Regions from separate parts of the Homo sapiens genome. Here region 2 is linked to region 1. A link is an interaction called in ENCODE POLR2A ChIA-PET data of the cell type or tissue named here. Cell type or tissue: GM12878. All regions are shown on one strand. Links, peaks and the distances in the headings refer to the core of each region. The heading gives the core; the rest is flanking DNA. Region 1 overlaps PPP2R5E (protein phosphatase 2 regulatory subunit B'epsilon). Region 2 has its middle 9.3 kb from the start of SGPP1.

Region 1 (4,398 bases), core at 285-4,284:
CTATTTCAAAAAATGAAGATTTTAAAATTAATACTGGAAGCCAGGCACAGTGACTCGCCTGTATTGCCAGCACTTTGGGAGGCCAAGGTGGGCAGATCACTTGAGTCCAGGAGTTCAAGAGCAGCCTGGCCAACATGGTGAAACCACGTCTCTACCAAAAATACAAAAATTAGGGCCGGGCTTGGTGGCTCATGCCTGTAATTCCAGCACTTTGGGAGGCCGAGGCAGGTGGATCACCTGAGGTTGGGAGTTTAAGACCAGCCTGACCAACATGGAGAAACCCCGTTACTACTAAAAATACAAAAAATTAGCCAGCCGTAGTGGCGAGTGCCTGTAATCCCAGCTACTCAGGAGGCCGAGGCAGGAGAATTGCTTGAACCCAGGAGGCGGAGGTTGCAGTGAGCTGAGACTGTACCACTGCACTCCAGCCTGGGTGACAGAGCAAGACTCTGTCTCAAAAAAACAATCAAATAAACAAAAAATAGCTGAGTTTGGTGGTGCACGTCTGTAATCCCAGCTACTCAGGTGGCTGAGGCATGAAAATCACTTGAACCCGGGAGGTGGAGGTTGCAGTGAGCTGAAATTACACCTCTGCACTCCAGCCTGGGCAACAGAGCAAGACTCTGTCTCAAAATAAATAAATAAAACTAAAATTATTGGAATCAAGAAAAATAATACATTCTATCAATGCGGGCAGATAACATATGAGGGGGTTGTGAAAAGATGAATTAATATTTAATGAGCAACTACTATGCCCCATAGGTGATACCAGTAGACATTTTTACAAGTCATCTCATTTTATCTCATAACAAGCCTACTTGCTGTGACTTGTTGTGATAGGTGATCTTAATGTCATTTTATAAAAAACGACACTGAGGCTCCGAGTGGTCAATAATCTGCCCAAGGTTTTCAGTCACCTGTTTAAGATTGAAGGCAGGGATCCTGTCTTTGTATCCACACTGCCAAGTGAACTAAGCAGATTTGACAACTGTCGATTTTGACGTGTCTCCTGTTTTACTTAACAGTATCTCATTTATCCTGTTATCCCATGTCATGAATCAGGAAATTCAGGCTTGGACAACAGGTATACAAACTTGCTGAAAGTCATACTGCAAGTAGGCAGAGAAGCCAGAGTTTGTATGCAGTTTCTTCTGACCCCAAAGTTCACATTCTCAGCTCCTAAAATATACTTACAATATATAGGGAAGTCAAGATTCAAACCCAAAGCTTCCTAACTTTCCACTACGTCATAGTAAAATAGCTCAATTCCTATTTTGCTTTTGTATTCACTGACAGAGGAATGACAGTCAGAAGACTGACTGCAAAGAACATATTCAGCTGCTACAGAAAATAAGTTGAAATCTCATGGATACAATAAATTCTGTCTAACTGAAGAAAGAAATTTTAAGCTGAGATTACCAAGATTCTTTTTTGAGACCACTGAAAACCCACAGAAAATAGAAATCTGCCCAAAGAAAAGAAACAGGGTAAACGTCATCCTGATTTGTCAAAAGGAAAAGGATGTAGGTTTCCATGTCATAAGAGAAACACACTAGGAACAGGTGGCACCATGGGAGACGATGGAGTTCAGAAAAATGCAAGGACAAGCGGGGGTGTGAAAAAGACCTGACTACCGAGTGCAGAGGTTAGAAGGACCTGTCAATTCAAGGACAGTTAAGTCACAGTGGGAAAGAGGAGGAGGAATGAGTGAGACGGGGGATAATGGGGTAAAATATCAGCATCAATCCCTCAAGCCCCAAAGGCCCACCCACTCCCCAGCAGAACCAAACTGGCCAGGAAGGGATCTCAGGAGAACCAGTTAAGAAATTAAGGCCCCCTCTTAGAAGGCACCGGGAGCGAAGGTAAGTCATCAGCAGACTAAAGGGTAAGGAAAAGGACAGGAGGCCAACTTACAGATTACCAACATGAATGAGCAGGGTATTCTGGAAAATGGGAGCTAACAGGTGCCCAGGGCTTATTCCCAACATGGCAGTTAATGCACTGATTAGTCAGATGATTTCATTCAAGCTCTCAATGGTGGTGCTGATTCTGCCAATACCCCTGCTTGCCACTTTCACAATTCATTCAGGAACTGGGGTGAGCCCTGGTGTGAAGGTCAAATTTATAACAGATCCAGCAGATGGAAAGTAAAGAAGGCAACAATTGGAAAAATGAGGAAGGGGCTGAAAACATAAAGTATATAAATGAACTTCACCACTGACACTTTATTTCTTGTCTCTGGCAAAATTTTAGGACAGATGAACAAACCCATGGTTTGCAAGCACTTAGGGCAGGATCATCAGTAAACAGCACTAGCTCTAGACGTTCACTAATACCACATGGCAGATAAATGGCATTCCTTTTTATGATAAAGTTACAAGGCCTATAGATGACAGTAATGCTATAAACACAGAGTCCTGGCTTTTACCATAGCATCTAATAGTCTCTATGTTCTCCATACAACCAAAATTAAGAAATGCAGGAAGGATGATAATATACTAGTAAATTTCTGGATCAAGGATAAAACTCAAAGATTACTGATTAATGATGAAGCTGTGTAATATAGGGAATTTCTAAAGGCTCCTATCTCAACCCTGGCTAGTTTAACAACTTTTTCTTTTTTTTAAAATTATTTTTATTTTTATAGTTTTGGGAGTACAAGTGCAGTTGTGTTACATGGATATATTGCATTGATATAGTTTGGTTTTTGTTCCCTCCAAATCTCGTGTTGAAATGTGATCCCCAGTGTTGGAGGTGGGGCCTAGTGAGAGGTATCTGGATCATGGAGGTATGGAGGTGGGTCCCTCATGAATGGCTTGGTGCTGTCCTTGAAGTAATGAGTGAGTTCTCACTCTATTAGCTACCGTGAGATGTGGTTGTTTAAAAAAAAAAAAAAAAAAAAAAAAAGCCTGACACCTCTGCCCCCTCTGTCTTGCTCCTCTCTCACCACGTGACACACATGCTCCCCTTTTGCTTTCCACCATGATTATAAGCTTCCTGAGGCCCTCACCAGAAGCAGATGCTAGTGCCATGCTTCGTGTACAGTCCGAAGAACAATGAACCAAATACACCTCTTTTCTTCATAAATTACCCAGCCACAAGAATTCCTTTACAGCAACACAAAATAGACTACTAGAAGCATGGCAGTGAAGTCTGGGCTTTTAGCGTACCCATATATAATAGTGTGCACTGTACCCAATAGGTAGTGTTTTATCCTAGTTAAACAATTTTAATCAATGACTTAGATGAGGCCGATAGCATATTTAGGTTACAGATGTCATAAAGATGGAAGACACAGTGAATAAGGTAGATATGAATAAGGGATAAATGATTCCACAGGAACATATGCCAAGTACTACACTTAGATAAAAAAGCCAACTGTGTAACAACCAACAATAAGCCAGGCATGGTGGTGCACACCTGTAGTTTCAGCTACTTGGAAGACTGAGATGGATCACTTGAGCCCAATCTGGGCAACATAGCAAGACCCTGTTTGTTTAAAAAAGGGAAAAGAAGAGAAACATGCAGCAATATGCAGAAAGCTCAATTAGAAGCCAGCTATAACCAGAAGCTTAACATAAGTTGGCAATGTCATGCTACAGCAAGAAATGCTCATGAGACTTTTCCTTTAAGAAACCTAAAGTCACGACAAGGGAATGAAAAAGCCAACTCTAAGCCGCACTGGGCTGACCAGGCTCAGGGCATTCTGTTCAAATATAGATGTCATATTAGAGGACAAATGGACACAACCAGGATACTGAAGGCTTCAAAACTAACAAATGAGAGAAGGTTGACAGAACGAAGAACTCGGTCTAGAGGAGAAAATGCATACTGACAGCTGGTAGGCTAGATCCAGAAGGCAAATGGGCTAGTTCATTCTGTACAAGATTTTAGTAATACCAGAAAACTTCACAGAAGAATCTGGATTTCTATTTATCTTGGGGATTGGCGAGGAGAAAAGTCTGGGGATAACTGAATGAAGAGGGGTAGCCAAAGCCCCATTTAATAGGAACCAGTCTACATCCTATTGTCTGACCCCTGGCTTTCAGACTTACTATGTATGAGGCTATGAGCATTTGAATTGCAACCACTGTTATAGAGAAAAAGAGTCAAAGGGTGAACACAAAAGCTGTGTTCTAAGACCTGAAAGGTTATGTCTGGGCTACAGATATACTAAGAAATTATTCTGGGGAGAATAAAGACAAAGGGTACAAGGCATAGAGAGGTTCAACATAAAAAAAGAACTTCCTAACAAAAATGGAACAAGCTACCTGTGTATATGGCTTTTCTTCACTGAAAAAGGGTCTCAAAGGAGACTAATTTGCTAAAGAACTAGAATACATAACCCAAAATGTCCTTTCCAAATCTGGGTTTCTCTGATGTTTTCGTATTATAAGT
Region 2 (4,398 bases), core at 248-4,247, 330 kb after region 1:
TTGCTGGGGAGAAAAGGAAATTTGTCATGAAACCTCCACAGGTCGTACAAGTAGGAACCAAGAAAACTTCCTTATTTTTTTGAGACGGAGTCTGGCTCTGCCGCCCAGGCAGGAGTGCAGTGGCGCGATCTCGGCTCACTGCAAGCTCCGCCTCCCGGGTTCACACCATTCTCCTGCCTCAGCCTCCCGAGTAGCTGGGACTACAGGCACCCGCCACTACCCCCGGCTAATTTTTTGTATTTTTAGCAGAGACGGGGTTTCATCGTGTTAGCCAGGATGGTCTTGATCTCCTGACCTCGTGATCTGCCCGCCTCGGCCTCCCAAAGTGCTGGGATTACAGACGTGAGCCACCATGCTCAGCAGAAAACTTCTTTTGTCAACTTTACAGATACCTATTAACTATTACATCGTCAGCCCAAACATCTTGCATTTTCGTTGGCTGAATTGGGTACAAGTGGTTCTATAGATGGTAATAATCAACTTGTAATCAAAAAAAGATTCCAACAGAAATAGAGAAAATGTCTTGAGAAGATATATCAAGGAATATGTCACTTGTCACACATGTCAATCACCAGACACAATCCTACAGAAGGACACACGACTCTATTTCCTACAGTGCAAAACTTGTCATTCTAGATGTTCTGTTGCCAGTATCAAAACCCGCTTCCAGGTTGTCACTGGCAAGCGAGCACAGCTCCGTGCCAAAGCTAACTAATTTGCTAATCACTGACTTTGCAAAGCATGTTGTGGAGATGTGGCTGGACAGGTTTGCCATTAGAGTGGATATACCATTGTATTAAAAACAAGATAAAAAAGCTGCCAAGTTGTTTGGAGAGTGGTTGGTTGGTCTGAAATCCTTGCAAGACGCTGATGCTGAAGCTGTTGACATACTCCTTGCCTACTTTAACAACTATCAGAGAAACGTGCTATGGGATAAGGAGGTGCTTTTTTAAAATTGTTCATAGACTTCTGTAAAATGCAAGATAAATTAAAGTTATTATAACAGTGAAAAAAATCTGATTGATGCCTTTTTCCCCCCAACAATGATTGGAAATATAGATGTCGTACTGGTTCGAAATATTTTTTTTTTAAGTTCTCAGGTCTTGAAATCTCCAATCCCATCTGCACATTCACCATTTAGACATCTTGGTAAGTGTTGACTTGCCCCTAATATTTTGATGTTTATAGTAATGAATATACTAGTGTAAATTCTCAATCAGAATGGAATATTCTAAGTGCTACAACTCTTTTAGAATTTGCCCATCAGACTTTACGGTGCTTACCAGAAAGCTCCCCTGGCCACCCTGCAAAAAAGAGAATGGAATATTCTAGTTAATTAAATTTCCTGAAGAATGTAAACTTTTAATACACTTTAGTCCTTGGTGAAAATCATTTATAAAATGTGTTTAATATATTTTTGAATACCTATTTTCATAAGTATACTAGAATTTGCAGCCCTTTTGCATATTTTTTGTTTTATTTGTGTATTTATTTATTTATTTATTTTTATAGAGACAGCGTTTCACCATGTTACCCAGGCTGGTCTCCAACTCCTGAGCTCAAGCCATCCACCAGCCTCTGCCTCCCAAAGTGGTGGGATTACAGGCGTGAGCCACCAAACACGACCCATCTTAACCTTTTTAACAACCTATCATTTTTGTGTGTAGATATTTGAGGACTTTCATGACTTTTAAGATCAAGATGAGAAATAGACTCAAAGATTTGTGGAGCTGGAAGGGGCTTAGAGGCCATCTTCTTAATTTCCTCATTTTATGAGAGTCACTCAGTTTATTATGTGGTATTTGCTGACTGTGCTACGTTCTTGGAGATGCAATGTTAATAAGACATAGCTCCTGCTTTCAAGATGCTTGTGTCAAATAGTCTTTGAGAGTGCTATCCTTCTTCTAGGTTCCAGATTAGATTGGGTGTTGTGTTTTTAGCTTTCCTTCTCTGAATTCTCTCACCCATTCTTCATTCCTACTGCTACCCTAACCTAAGTTCAATTAAGAAAAGGAAGGAGTATTCTAGGAAGTGATTCAAGATTTCTTTGTTATAAAGTGAGATTTCAGAAGTCATAGTTGAATCTGTACAAGAAACCTATAATGGCTGCTTCAAGTAGAACAAATTCTATGTTTAGCTTTTTGGTCCATCATAATCACTTCCTACCCTAGCAATTCATGCTTATTTCCTATGGGAACAAGGACCCAGCCTTGTCCTCCAGTCAGACTTGTCTTTTCATTCATAGACTAACAACATCACTAACTCAAGGCGCCTTTCCTCTACCTGGAATAATGGCTTTCTATCCTACCTAACTTTATCATCCCCCGTATTTAAGATTTATATTTTTCATATAATACTGAAGAAAATTGGCACCTGTGATGATCTTGCTAGAACTCTCTGGAATGCATTCCTCTGGTAACCACAGATTGGGTTCCCACCCTCTGCTGGGCCAGGGAGTGGGTTCCCTGAGATTTTTGTACTTTCAGACAGTGAGAGATTGAGGTGGTTTCTCTCCAATGGTTAAACCTTTTAAATCTAAACTTAGAAACACAGCAGACATATGTCCTACCTTTAGAGAAAGCTGGTTAGTGATGAGAGAAAGTGAAACTGCCATACCGAAAACAACAGAAACAAGACTTGGAAAGACTCCTAACAAGGTTTGGGCCCCTTGTTTCACCTCTGCAGCCCTGCCTTTTGTTTGTTTGTTTTTTGTTTTGTTTTGTTTTGTTTTGTTTTTGAGACAAGGTCTCACTCTGTCACCCAGGCTGGGGTGCAGTGGCTTGATCATGGCTCACTGTAGCATCAACCTTCCAGGCTCAATGGATCCTCCCATTAGGCACACACCATCATACCCAGCTAAGTTTTGTATTTTTCATGGAGACAGGGTTTCATCATATTGCCCAAGCTGGTCTCAAACTCCTGGGCAAGTGCTGGAATTACAGCCTTCCCACCTCAGCCTCCTCAGGTGCTGGAATGACAGACGTGAGCCACCATGCCCAGGCTAGCCGTGCCTTTTTGAGATGGAGTCTGACTCTGTTGCCCAGGCTGGAGTGCAGTGTTGTGATCTCGGCTCACTGCAACCTCCATCTCATGGGTTCAAGTGATTCTCCTGCCTCAGCCTCCCCAGTAGCTGGGATTACAGGTGCCCAACACCTCGCCTGGCTAATTTTTGTGTTTTTAGTAGAGATGGGGTTTCTCCATGTTGGCCAGGCTGGTCTTGAACTCCTGACCTCAGGTGATCCGCCCGCCTCGGCCTCCCAAAGTGCTGGGATTACAGGCGTGAGCTGCCGTGCCAGCAGCCCTGCCATTTTTGACACCTGCTTGTTCAATCCTTCCTTGGATTTCATGAGCCAATAAATCCCCCTCTCAATTTAGATTTGTTTGAGTTGAGTTTCTGTTATTTTCTTTTTTTTTTTTTTGAGATGGAGTCTCAGTCTGTCACCCAGACTGGAGTACAAAGGCGTGATCTCGGCTCACCACAACCTCTGCCTCCAGGGCTCAAGCAATTCTCCTGCCTCAGCCTCCGGAGTAGCTGGGATTACAGGCATGTGCCACCATGCCCAGCTAATTTTGTATTTTTAGTAGAGACGGGGTTTCTCCATGTTGGTCAGACTAGTCTCGAACTCCCGACCTCGGGTGATCGGCCCACCTTGGCCTCCCAAAGTGCTGGGATTACAGGCGTGAGCCACAGTGCCCGGCTGAGTTTCTGTTATTTTCTAATAAAATGTAATCACACAAGTGGTTAGAGGCAGAATTAGAACCAGAAGCCAGATCTGATTGTCAGTGTACAGTGTTGTCAAAAAACTATACTGCTCTGTGTGTGTGTGTGTGTGTGTGTGTGTGTGTGTGTGTGTGTGTGTGTGACGGGGTCTCTCTCACTCTGTCACCCAGGCTGGAGTGCAGTGGTGCTATCTCGGTCCATTGCAACCTCCACCTCCCAGGTTCAAGGGATCCTCCCACCTCACCCTCCCAAATAGCTGAGACCACAGGCACCTGCCACCATTCCTAGCTGATTTTTTGTGTTTTTTGGTAGAGACAGGGTTTCACCATGTTGCCTAGGCTGGTCTCAAACTCCTGTCTCAGGTGATCCACTGGCCTTAGCCTCCCAAAGTACTGGGATTACAGGTGTGAGCCATGGTGCCCGGCCAATACTGCTATGTCTCAGAGGCAAGGGCCCGACCTGATGTTCTAATTTTTAAAAAGTTTTTACTAACATAGTGCTGGGAGCAAAACAGACACTGATGGGTTATACTACAAGTGTATATAGTACACTGGTATGTACTATATACAAACACTATCTTGAATCAGAAAAGCTAGGTTTGTAGCCAGACATGGTGGCTCACACCTGTAATCCCAGCTACTGAGGCTGAGGCAGGAGAATCACTTGAACCCAGGAGA

The links. ChIA-PET counts read pairs that join two places held together with the same protein. Peaks named below come from ENCODE experiments on the same cell type or tissue, not always from the same donor. Only the 100,000 strongest peaks of a DNase experiment are listed, where the experiment ranks them.
Region 2: POLR2A ChIA-PET joins it to region 1 with 5 read pairs; 3 of 35 experiments call an interaction of 5 or more read pairs at or near these places.

Annotation. Positions count from the first base shown.
Region 1 is chr14:63,408,777-63,413,174 of GRCh38, forward strand. All of the region lies in intron 5 of PPP2R5E (protein phosphatase 2 regulatory subunit B'epsilon), which reads right to left. Among named protein-coding and RNA genes, the nearest start is that of GPHB5, 92 kb to the left of the region's middle. In GM12878, for the core only: no CTCF peak of the experiment used is centred there; no DNase peak of the experiment used is centred there.
Region 2 is chr14:63,735,211-63,739,608 of GRCh38, forward strand. It overlaps the pseudogene EIF2S2P1 and the pseudogene RNU7-116P. Among named protein-coding and RNA genes, the nearest start is that of SGPP1, 9.3 kb to the left of the region's middle. In GM12878, for the core only: no CTCF peak of the experiment used is centred there; a DNase peak (open chromatin) is centred at 2,591; H3K4me3 peaks cover 728 bases; H3K27ac peaks cover 1,226 bases.